Regions from separate parts of the Homo sapiens genome. Here region 1 is linked to region 2. Evidence: read pairs that join two places in POLR2A ChIA-PET (ENCODE). Cell type or tissue: A673. All regions are shown on one strand.

Region 1 (5,000 bases), 120 kb before region 2:
AAAAAGTATTTCTGGAAGGAATTGAGGAAACTGGTATCAGAAAGGGAACTGGGGTGGCTGGGGGACGACAGGGGCCAGCAGGGAAAGAGACCCTCTTATCTCTTTTGCATTTTGAACCATCTTTTCTTAAAATTGAACTAAATGTCAAATCAATAAATAAAAACAAAGTGCTGGTTTTTTGTTTTGTTTTGTTTTGTTTTGTTTGAGACGGAGTCTCGCTCTGTCGCCCAGGCTGGAGTGCAATGGTGTGATCTTGGCTCACTGCAAGCTCCGCCTCCTGGGTTCAAGTGATTCTCCTGCTTCAGTATTCTGCGTAGCTGGGACTACAGGCACCCGCCAGCACGCCCGGCTAATTTTTTGGTATTTTTTAGTAGTGACGGGGTTTCACCGTGTTAGCCAGGATGGTCTCGATCTCCTGACCTCGTGATCCGCCCGCCTCGGCCTCCCAAAGTGCTGGGATTACAGGCGTGAGCCACCGCGCCCGGCCCAAAGTGCTGTTTTCAGGCAGCCCCTACTAAGTAGCAGCTGTGATTATTCATGTCACAAGTAGTTCTCAAGCTGCCAGAAGCTTCCTGTGTGTATATGTTGGCTAGACCTGCAACCTCCATGGGTTTATGAAGAATAAGGTAGGCCCAGGGCTGAGAGGTACGTAGAAGCCCCATCATATACTAGCTGTGCGCTAGGGGTGGGCCACTTAACCTCTCTGAGCTTCCATTTCCTACCTGAAAAACAGGGATCATGGATAAAGTCATATGGGCCACGTGTTCAGCTATACGCCAGGCATGAGGTAAACACTTAATAGATTTGACTGTTATTATTGTACTTTTTTTTTTTTTTTTTTTGAGATAGGGTCTCCCTCATCTGGAGTGCAGTGGCACAATCGTAGCTCACTTCTGCCTCAAACTCCTGGGCTCAAGCATCCCCTCCTGCTTCACCCTCCCAAGTAGCTAGAAGCACGCCACCATGCTTGGCTAATTTTTAATTTTTTTTGTAGAGACAGAGTCCCGCTATGTTGTCCAGGCTGGTCTCGAATTCCTGGCCTCAAGTGATCCTCCTCCCTTGACCTCCCAAAGTGCTGGGATTACAGGTGTGAGCCACTGCACCAGCCAGATTTGGTTGTTTTTATTAATAAGGGCCAAAGATCCTGTCTTGGGCAAGGAGAAGGGAGGAACACACTGAGCCCACTGTCGCCACCCGAGGAGGTGGGCTGGAGTAGGTGGCCCACGGGGAACAAAGCTTCCCAGGATAGAAGGTGGGCAAGGGGTTATGAAGGCACCAAAGAGAGAAAGGGAGACTCCACCTGTGCACCCAGCACCCCTACCCCTCATCTCTCCCCATGCAGTATGGTGGGAGGGCAGCCCTGACTGCAGGGAAATCCACGCCTGCGCCCCTTCCCCCACCACCTGGCCTGATGGGCAAGTGCAGAGCAGGAGGCAGCTCACACTCCAGAAGGAAGAGGCGCACCCTCTCCCAGGGCCCCGGGTGTGTGCTGGGTGCCACACAGCCCTGCGTTCCAGCCATCCCTGAAGGACCCACACTAGGACAGGGCAGGACAGGGACCCACCAACCATGAGGCAGCCCCTGGAGGAGTGGGAGGGTCAAGGGGTACAGGAGGAGCTGGGGATCCCTGAGGTTGGGGGCTGCCCTGGGTGCTTGGCTCTCTCCTCCTGCTGTGCCAGAAAGGGTGCTTGGGTGACAGGCACCCACATGCCTCCAGATTACAGGGTACCAGGGCATGGCAGCAGGGTGGGCCTGGGGAATTCCCACATGGCAAACCTGTGCATCAGCCTGGTAAGGCAGAAGGGGTGTCAGGAAGCCAGGCTGTGGCTCCATGTCACTGCATGACCTCGGCAAGTCGCTTCTGCCCCTGTGCCCGGCTCTCCCGAGCTGTCGAGTGAGGCGTGGCCTCTGGGCCCCGAGGGGTTTACGGGTTGCCTGGGAGCAAGACAGAGATGAAAGGACAGGTTGGCAAGCCTGCCTGACTCTGAGGATGACTGGAGATGGTGCCCCTTTGGGGCAAGTCCCTGCGGAGGCACCTCCTGTCCTGGCCAGGGATGTGGGGGTCCCCTGCTCATGACTCACGCTTTCTGGGACTGACATTGTCCCCTGGGAGGCGCTTGCCAGGAAGGGCCTGATCTGGCCCTTTCTGCCCTGTGCAGATGTCTCAGCCTTAGCTGCGCCTGGCCCAGGCCAGGAAAATGCTGGCCGGCTCCGCCCCACGGCAGGGAGGGGGACGGCGCTGAGATGTTGGGGGCCTTTCTTCTGGACAGTGGACTGCATCTGTGCTCAGCTTGGTCGCTGCCCTGATGATTTTTGGCAACACGAAACTGATATAACCACTTGTCCTCAAGGAAACTGCACCCTGAAGCCATCCCTCGATCTGAGTCAGGGATCCCTGTCTGATGCGTCCCGTCTCGGGACTGGCCACCCTTGCACAAGTCAAAACCTTGTGCAAACGCCTTTCCTTCTTCTTCTCTCAGCCCCCAAATCTGAAGTCACCGTCCTTAGTGCATGTTCCCTAGAAGCTGACCCTAGACAGGGGTTTGGTGACCATGACATGGTGCTGGGTCACCCCGTAGGAGTCCTGATCAGGGGCAAGGGAGCTGGAATTTTATGCCCACCGCATGTGATTGGTTAAGGGATCCCCCCCTTCTGCCCTCTGGGCAGTGCGTGAATTCCTGGGAGCTTCTGCCTCTCCAGGGGTTGCAGGCAAAGCTGGTTCCAGCAGCAAAAGATGGCGCCTGACTAGAAAATGTAGGTAGCTGCTGCTGGCAGAGAAAGTTCCCTGGGGGGAGGGGTAAAGGGATGGGGGCTAGGGGAGGAATCTGGGAGGAGTTTGGGCAGCGCCTGCGACAGCAGCTGAATGCTCTCCATTTGACCTCTATTTCTGGAAAACATTTGCTTCTCTCCCTTCCCACAGCCGCCCTTATCTGTCACCAGGACACCCAGGAGCTTCCCAACTAAACTCCCTGCAGCTCCATTAACTACTACCTACCCAGGAGCAGAGGGACTTTCTAATGCCTATCTGAGCCAATTTTCTAGATCAAGCCGATTTTCTAAATGCCAATCTAGTCACTCTAACCACCTGCCCTCCGGTGGGCTCCCCCAGCCCTTAGTGGTCACAGACTCAGCCGCCCCCAGGCACAGGGAGGTGCCATGAATGAATGAAACCAGGGTGGCCACTGCAAGCCCATAGCCCTCCCCAGATACCTGTTTGATGGAGACAGCAGTTGAGAAATGCACCTCACCTCTGAGAAGATGACATCATAAGTGTGATGATGGATTGGTGTGGTGCAGCGGTAGGGGAGTGGAGGGTACAGGTCCCGTTCAAAGGAGGCAGCCTCTGCTCGGCTCCAGCAGATGGTTCTTGCAGGGCTGAGGGACAGCATGTGCGAAGGTCCTGGGGCAGGAGCGGGGCACAACCATGGGAGATGCAAAGGAAGGCCAGTGGGGCTGGAACACTGGGGAGGGGCTGGGAGATGGGGGTAAAGGAGGGGTGAGGGGCCTAGACCCTGCACTGACAGCAAGCCAGGTGGGCTGGGGGGCAGAGCAGTGTGATTCACGCCAGAGGAGATCAGGAGATCACCTGTGGTGTGGGCAGAGTTGGGATCATCGAGGAGGGGCCAGGAGACCAGATGGGAGGTTTCTGCCATGGATGGTCCAGGTGGGAGATGAGGAGGTGTGGACCCGGGCGGTGGCCTCAGGGAGGAGGGGATGAACAGGCTCAGGATGTGGTGAGGAGGCCTTGCTGAAGGGCCAAGTGTGGAGCCGGGAATGGCTGTGGCTGCATGTCAGTGGACTCGAAGGCTGGAGGCCGAGAGAGGGAGCCATCTACTCCAGAGTGCATCTCACTGCTGCTTCCAGGAGCCCTCAGGGCACCTGGGCAAAGACTGTCCTGGAGGGTCGTAGAGCCCCTTGGGGAGGGTAGGAAGGGCACCCGGGCTCCCACCCTGTCAGTAAGGTCAGATCAGCCCCACATCAGTTCTGGGGTGCAGGGGGAGGGAGAATAAAGAGGAAAAGGACCCAGGAAGCACTACATGATCCTAGAAGGGGCTGGGCACGGTGGCTCCCGCCTGTAATCCTAACATTTTGAGAGGCTATGGTGGGAGGATCACTTGAACTTCAAGGAGTTCAAGAACAGCCTGGGCAACACAGTGAGACCCCCATCTCTACAAAAAGTTAAAAAAAATTGTTTTAAATAGAAAAGCTCCAAGAAGGGGTGGAATCCCTAAAACATCTCCCACGCTGCACACCCAGGTGCTGGTGCTGGGTTTCCTCACTCACCTGCAAGGTGGTGTGAGGGGGGCTGGAGTCCACCATTGCAGGCTGAGGACTCAAAAGCTTGGAGAGGGAAAGGCCCTGCCCAAGGCCACCCAGCTAGAGGGAGAGGGTGTCATCCCCAGCACAGCCATGACGCCCCCATCTCTGCTTCCTCTTAAAGCCATGCAGAGGCCGCCTGCCCCCGCCACCAGCCCCCTGCCCTCCTGTGTTCAGCAAGCCCTGGCCACAGTCGTGACTTGCCTGAGACTTTCCCTGTCCTGGCCTTGCAGGGTTTGGTTCTGATTCTCAAAGCAAAATGGCCTCCTCTGTTGCTAAAATGTCTTCTCAGAGGATGGCGGCTTCCCAGCGGAGCTGTTGTGGGCACGAGGGGAGGAAGGAATACACAGGGGGTGTACCAAAGAGCTGCTTACCATCTTCCAGGCTCTCTGCTGAAGGCCGTGTGTGTTCCCCATTTTTTTTTTTTGAAACGGAGTCTCCCTCTGTCACCCAGGCTGGAGTGCAGTGGCGCGATCTCTGCTCACTGCAACCTCCGCCTCCTGGGTTCAAGCGATACTCCTGCCTCAGCCTCCTGAGTAGTTGGGATTACAGGTGCCCACCACTACACCTGGCTAAGTTTTGTATTTTTAGTAGAGATGGGGTTTCACCATATTGGCCAGGCTGGTCTTGAACTCCTTACCTTAAGTGATCTACCCACCTCGGCCTCCCAAAGTGCTGGGATT
Region 2 (5,000 bases):
TATGCTGACTGCCTGGACTCTGTTCCTGGAGTGGTCATTCCCAACACACAGACCAGAGCTGGCCCGTGGAGAGAATGTCAGGACTGATCAAGGTGAAAATGGGGAGGTGGGGGGAGCCCTGCACCCAGAGTCAGAACATGATGTGCCAGGCTGCTATGAGGGCCTTTCCAGCCGTGACCCCTGCACAGCCTTTTTTCTTTTTCATCTTCTCTTTCCTTTCTTTCTTCTCTCTGGTTCTTGCTCTAAAAGCACGACCTAGAAAAGGCAGGCTTTCCACGTTCCATAACATTACCGCCCACTTTTTCCTGCTATTTACATCAAAGATCCCAAGCTCACACATTTGAAACAGAATGTCATTTAAAAGACTACCCACTTAAAAAAAAAAAGAAAAAAAAAGATTAGCAACTGTTCAAATAAGAAACAAGTCATGGAAAATGTGACTTTCATTCTAGTTCTGCTTGATCACACCTGCTAAGAAGAAAGTAGAAACTTCAAACGCATCACAGGTACTGAGGGAGCCCAGAGCTGCAAAAGGTTAAGTGCTTTATCGGGGATCATCCAGTAGTAGGAAACTTTTTCCATTATGTGCTTAAAGGCCCACAGCCCCTTTAAATAGCCCCCTGCTACCTCATAATAACGATAACTTGATTCATTCTACAGGCTTTATTGATTTAAATGTGATTCACGTAAAATTCATGGCAACCATGCAAACCTAATTTTTCACATTTGAGCTACATTAGAAACTACACGGCAGAGGCAGGAGGGAAATGAGAGAAGGCATATTCGGGCAGTGGGGCCAAGGCAGGCATGCAGGGCCCCACAGGAAAAAAGGGAGAGATTTTTCTAAAGAACTCAGATGCAAAAAGAGACACACAAGGTCAGTTCTTAAGAAAGGAGCTTGCCTGATGTGGCCTGGAAAAAGTTGTAGGGGGGGAGGTGGTGCCTGTAAATGCTTCAAACTTCAGAGGCAAGGCCTTGTGTGGCTCTCAGCTGCCCCTCCTCTGAGCAGCTGGAGCCAAGAGGGCCCGTTAAGCCACAAGAGCACTTCTGCCTCCTCCCACAAACCTCACATCTGTAGATGAAGCCGGCTCTGGCTTCCAGAAGGTTTACTGCAATCACACCTTAGGGCTGGAAACTTATCAGGCTCGGCCTGCCCAGGACAGGCGCAGAGCTTCTGAGTCAAGCCTCTGGAACCCCTGACTCATGTTACCCTTCAGTTTCCCCTTTGAGCCCCTGGAGCCTTCATCTTTGGTCACCTGAAGGTGACACAGCAAGGTGGTTCATTAGGACAGCCACAGGCTGGGAAGGGGCCCTGTACAAAAGAGGAAGTACTCTGGAGGAAAGGTTGAGACCAGGGCATGATTTAGAGGAATGGGGTCAGTCCTGCTTCCTAATGCCACAGTTACAAAAGAAGGCAGAAATTAACCACCATGGCTTCTACAAGCACATGATAGGACCTGCCTGTCGTCCAAAGACCCTCGTCACCCCTCCACCCCAACAGGCTAGGAAGCCTGTGGGTCCTCCCTTCTAACCAAGCCTGCCCCATCCCTGAACGCACCGTGGCTTGGGTCACTGTCCTCTCACCTGGGGTGAATGAGAGAGGCATGTTTCACCAGCTGCCGCCTCCATTCTTGCTACCTCATCCCTGCTAACTGTGCCATGGAAGTGGGCTTCCTGGAGCTGCTCCCAGCCCACTTTCCTGTCCTTCAGCAGGGCCCCTTCTCTGCACTGCCACACCCTCATATCCTGGCTCGCCTTCTACCTCCTCTTGCTCAGTCTTGTACACGCCCTGCCCTCTTCCACCTGTGCTGTGCCCAGGGTGCATCTGCCCACCCTCGGCGCCTGGCTGATATTTACTTCTTCAAAAATACGCCCACTTTGCTTTAAGACAGATTCATTTGGTGACTCCTCAGTGCCAGGCGGTATAGATATGAAGAGAAAGGTGACCAGTCACTGCCCACCTTCCAACCCTTGAGTCCGGGCAGAATCACTGAAGTGTCCAGCAGGGCATGCTCCCGGCCTGTACACTGGAAGCCTGTTTGTTCCTTTGCCTGAGTGCCACAGGAAGTGTCAGCTAGGGTTTAGGAGGCCTTGAAGCACTTTTTGAGTCCTAGACTCATACTCACTGGGACGAGTATGGCCACGGTAACCGCACTGGCTGAGGAAAAGTGGCTTTGTTCTCCAAATGTCCCAACTCCAGGGCCCAGGCTCACTGTGAGGGATGGCAGGGAAGGGCCACTCCAGTGAAGCCTACTGCCCTTCTCTCTCTCACTCTGCTGTGCTGAGCAGGTCTAGCTGAATTCATAAGAGATGAGGGTGCACACCATGTGATGCCCCAAAAGCACCATGAGAAGGGGGTGCAAAGGCTGTAGGAGCCAGCAGGGAAGTGGAGGTGGTGGGGGGTACAGGAGGAGGAGATCCCTGAGATGGGTCTGGACAGATTGCCCAGGTAAGGATGCTCCTCATCCCAGCTCCTCCCTGCTCCATGGGGGCCTCGACACTGGGGTAGGGGGAGCTTCCTGCCTCCTGGCCTGTCTCCCACTAGACTGGGGACAGTCATGATGATGAGGATAACGACAGTCACCATGCATTGGGGATTCTATTATGGATCAAACGCTTGTTAGTATATTTAATTGTCACGACCACCGTGTTTTATAGAAGAGGAAACCGAGGCCCACAGAGTTTCAGAAGCTCGGCCGAAGTCATACAGCTCATAGACGACAGACCCAGTCCTCAAACCCTGATAGATTCTGACTCCAGAGCACCTACTCTCACCATTGTGCCACGAACAAAAGGAAGGAAGGAACCAAAAGTTTTGGGGACAGGAACTGAAATCAGTTATGTTCAAATCTGTATTTGCAAAAACGTTCAAGGAAATGCTGGAAATGCCTGCAAGCCAGGGATTGGTTTAAGCATGGGCTTTTTTGTGTTTGTGTGTGTTTTTGTTTTTGAGACAGAGCCAGGCTGGAGTGCAGTGGTATGATCTTGGCTCACGGGAACCTCCCGGGAGGCTGTGATCCTCCCGCCTCAGCCTCCCAAGTAGCTGGGACTACAGGCTCCCACCACCACACCTGGCATGTGTGTGTGTGTGTGTGTGTGTGTGTGTGTGTGTGTGTGTTTGTTTTTGTTTGTTTTTTGAGACAGGTCTTACTCTATCGCCCAGACTGGAGTGCAGTGGTGTGATCTTGGCTCACTTCAGTCTTGACCTGCTGGGCTCAAGCGATCCTCCCACCTCAGCTTCCCAAGCAGCTTGGACTACAGGTGCATACCACCACACGTGGCTAGTTTTTCGTTTTTGTAGAGATGGAGTTTTGCCATGTTGCCCAGGCTGGTCTCGAACTCCTGACCTCAAGTGATCTGTCCACCTGCCTCCCAAAGTGCTGGATAAATTACAGGCGTGAGCCACTGTGCTTGGCCTAAGTGTGTTTTTAAGGAGCTTGTTTTCTGTCGATAATGGAGGGCTTCTGCACACTGAGTCCAAGCAGACCCTACAGTGAGAGAGGGCAGCCGACGGGGAAGCCTTCTGAGGAAGCAAACCCATGGCAGTCCCAGGGTGTCAGAACACCCCTGCTGAGTACCTGTTACTTAAGCACACCTTTCCTGCAAAGAAAAGTGGGGTAACTTACGAGGGGGAGCTCAGGCATCAAGTTCAGCTACCCGTGGGTTACCAGAAAGCCTAGCAGATCATCTGCAGCCTGAGTCATGGAACTTGAGCTTACACCTATCAGAGGCCTGCTGTGTTTCAGGCATCGTGCTCAAAGCTTTCCTGACAATTTTCCTCATTTTTCAGATGAAGGAAACCTGAGGCTCAGGTTAAGCCATGTGCTGAGGTCACCTGGTTGGCAAGCAGCAGAGGTAGCTTGAATGCTGGCGGTCAGACTCTGCGGAGTACCCATTTACCCACTAACTCTACCCATCTCCGAGCCAGCGCCCTTCCCTGTGCAGTGCCAGCCCCTCAGGACAGCCCTGCAGAGGTGGGGGAGGCCTGAGACTCAGTAGGTGCAGAAGGCTGCCAGGGCACACAGCCCCACCCGCCCTACGAGGTGAATCACAGCCTTCAGAGCATGCTCTTGCCTCTACCTGCTGCCTCTCAGGCGCCACTGGGGCCAGACCCGGGGGCATCCACCACAAAGTAAGGCTTCTTCATCAAGTGGCCGATACTGAATAGGCCTGTGAGCTTTTACTGAAAGCCACACACAACTTCCCTTTTACCCTTTGAAATAAGTGATATCATTTTCAACACCAGTTATCCATCTCCTGTGTCTTTTAATAGAAGCAGCTCATGGTGTGAGTTGGGGGAGATATAAACACAGGAGGGAAAACTGCTTACCTCACGTCTTTATGGAGAAAGGAGATTAGGCGCTTTAAAGGCAAAATCCTGGCTAGGCTTGGTGGCTCACGCCTGTAATCCCAACACCTTGGGAGGCCAAGGTGGGCGGGGTGCTTGAGCCCAGAAGTTTAAGACTAGCCTGGGCAACGTAGTGAGACCTCATCTCAAAAAATTAAAATAGGCTGGGCACCGTGGCTCATGCCTGTAATCCCAGCACTTTGGGAGGCTGAGGTGGGTGGATTACTTGAGGTCAGGAGTTCAAGACGAGCCTGGCCAACAAGGCAAGAAACCCTCTCTCTACTAAAAATACCAAAAAAAAAAAAAAAAAAAAAAAAAAATTAGCTGGGTATGGTAGCGCATGCCTGTAATCCCAGCTACTTGGGAGGCTGAGGCAGGAGAATCACTTGAACCAGGGAGGGAGAGGTTGCAGTGAGCCAAGATCACACCACTGCACTCCAGCCTGAACAACAGAGCGAGACTCTCTCTCAAAAACTAACTAAATAAAATAAAATAGAAACAAAAATCCAGAGAGCCTCCTAAAACACTGGACTGTAGATTCTCTGGACCTCCAGGCAGGATGTTAGGTAAGCGGGGAGTTGCGGAGAAATGTAATAGGAAAGTGGTCCACTGTGAAGGCTTCACACACAGGCTCCCCGGCAATGCTGCAGAC

What was found. Peaks named below come from ENCODE experiments on the same cell type or tissue, not always from the same donor. Only the 100,000 strongest peaks of a DNase experiment are listed, where the experiment ranks them.
Region 1: POLR2A ChIA-PET joins it to region 2 with 10 read pairs; 4 of 35 experiments call an interaction of 5 or more read pairs at or near these places.

What each region holds. Positions count from the first base shown.
Region 1 is chr16:11,210,052-11,215,051 of GRCh38, reverse strand. It overlaps LOC107984859 (a long non-coding RNA gene), which reads right to left and starts at 4,117. Exons shown (of 4, transcript XR_007064984.1): 1 at 3,587-4,117; 2 at 3,249-3,400. RefSeq lists enhancers at 1,697-1,746, 1,937-2,196, 3,669-4,263. In A673, no CTCF peak of the experiment used is centred here; no DNase peak of the experiment used is centred here.
Region 2 is chr16:11,090,480-11,095,479 of GRCh38, reverse strand. All of the region lies in intron 19 of CLEC16A (C-type lectin domain containing 16A), which reads right to left. Among named protein-coding and RNA genes, the nearest start is that of CLEC16A, 150 kb to the right of the region's middle. RefSeq lists enhancers at 558-607, 3,979-4,068. In A673, no CTCF peak of the experiment used is centred here; no DNase peak of the experiment used is centred here.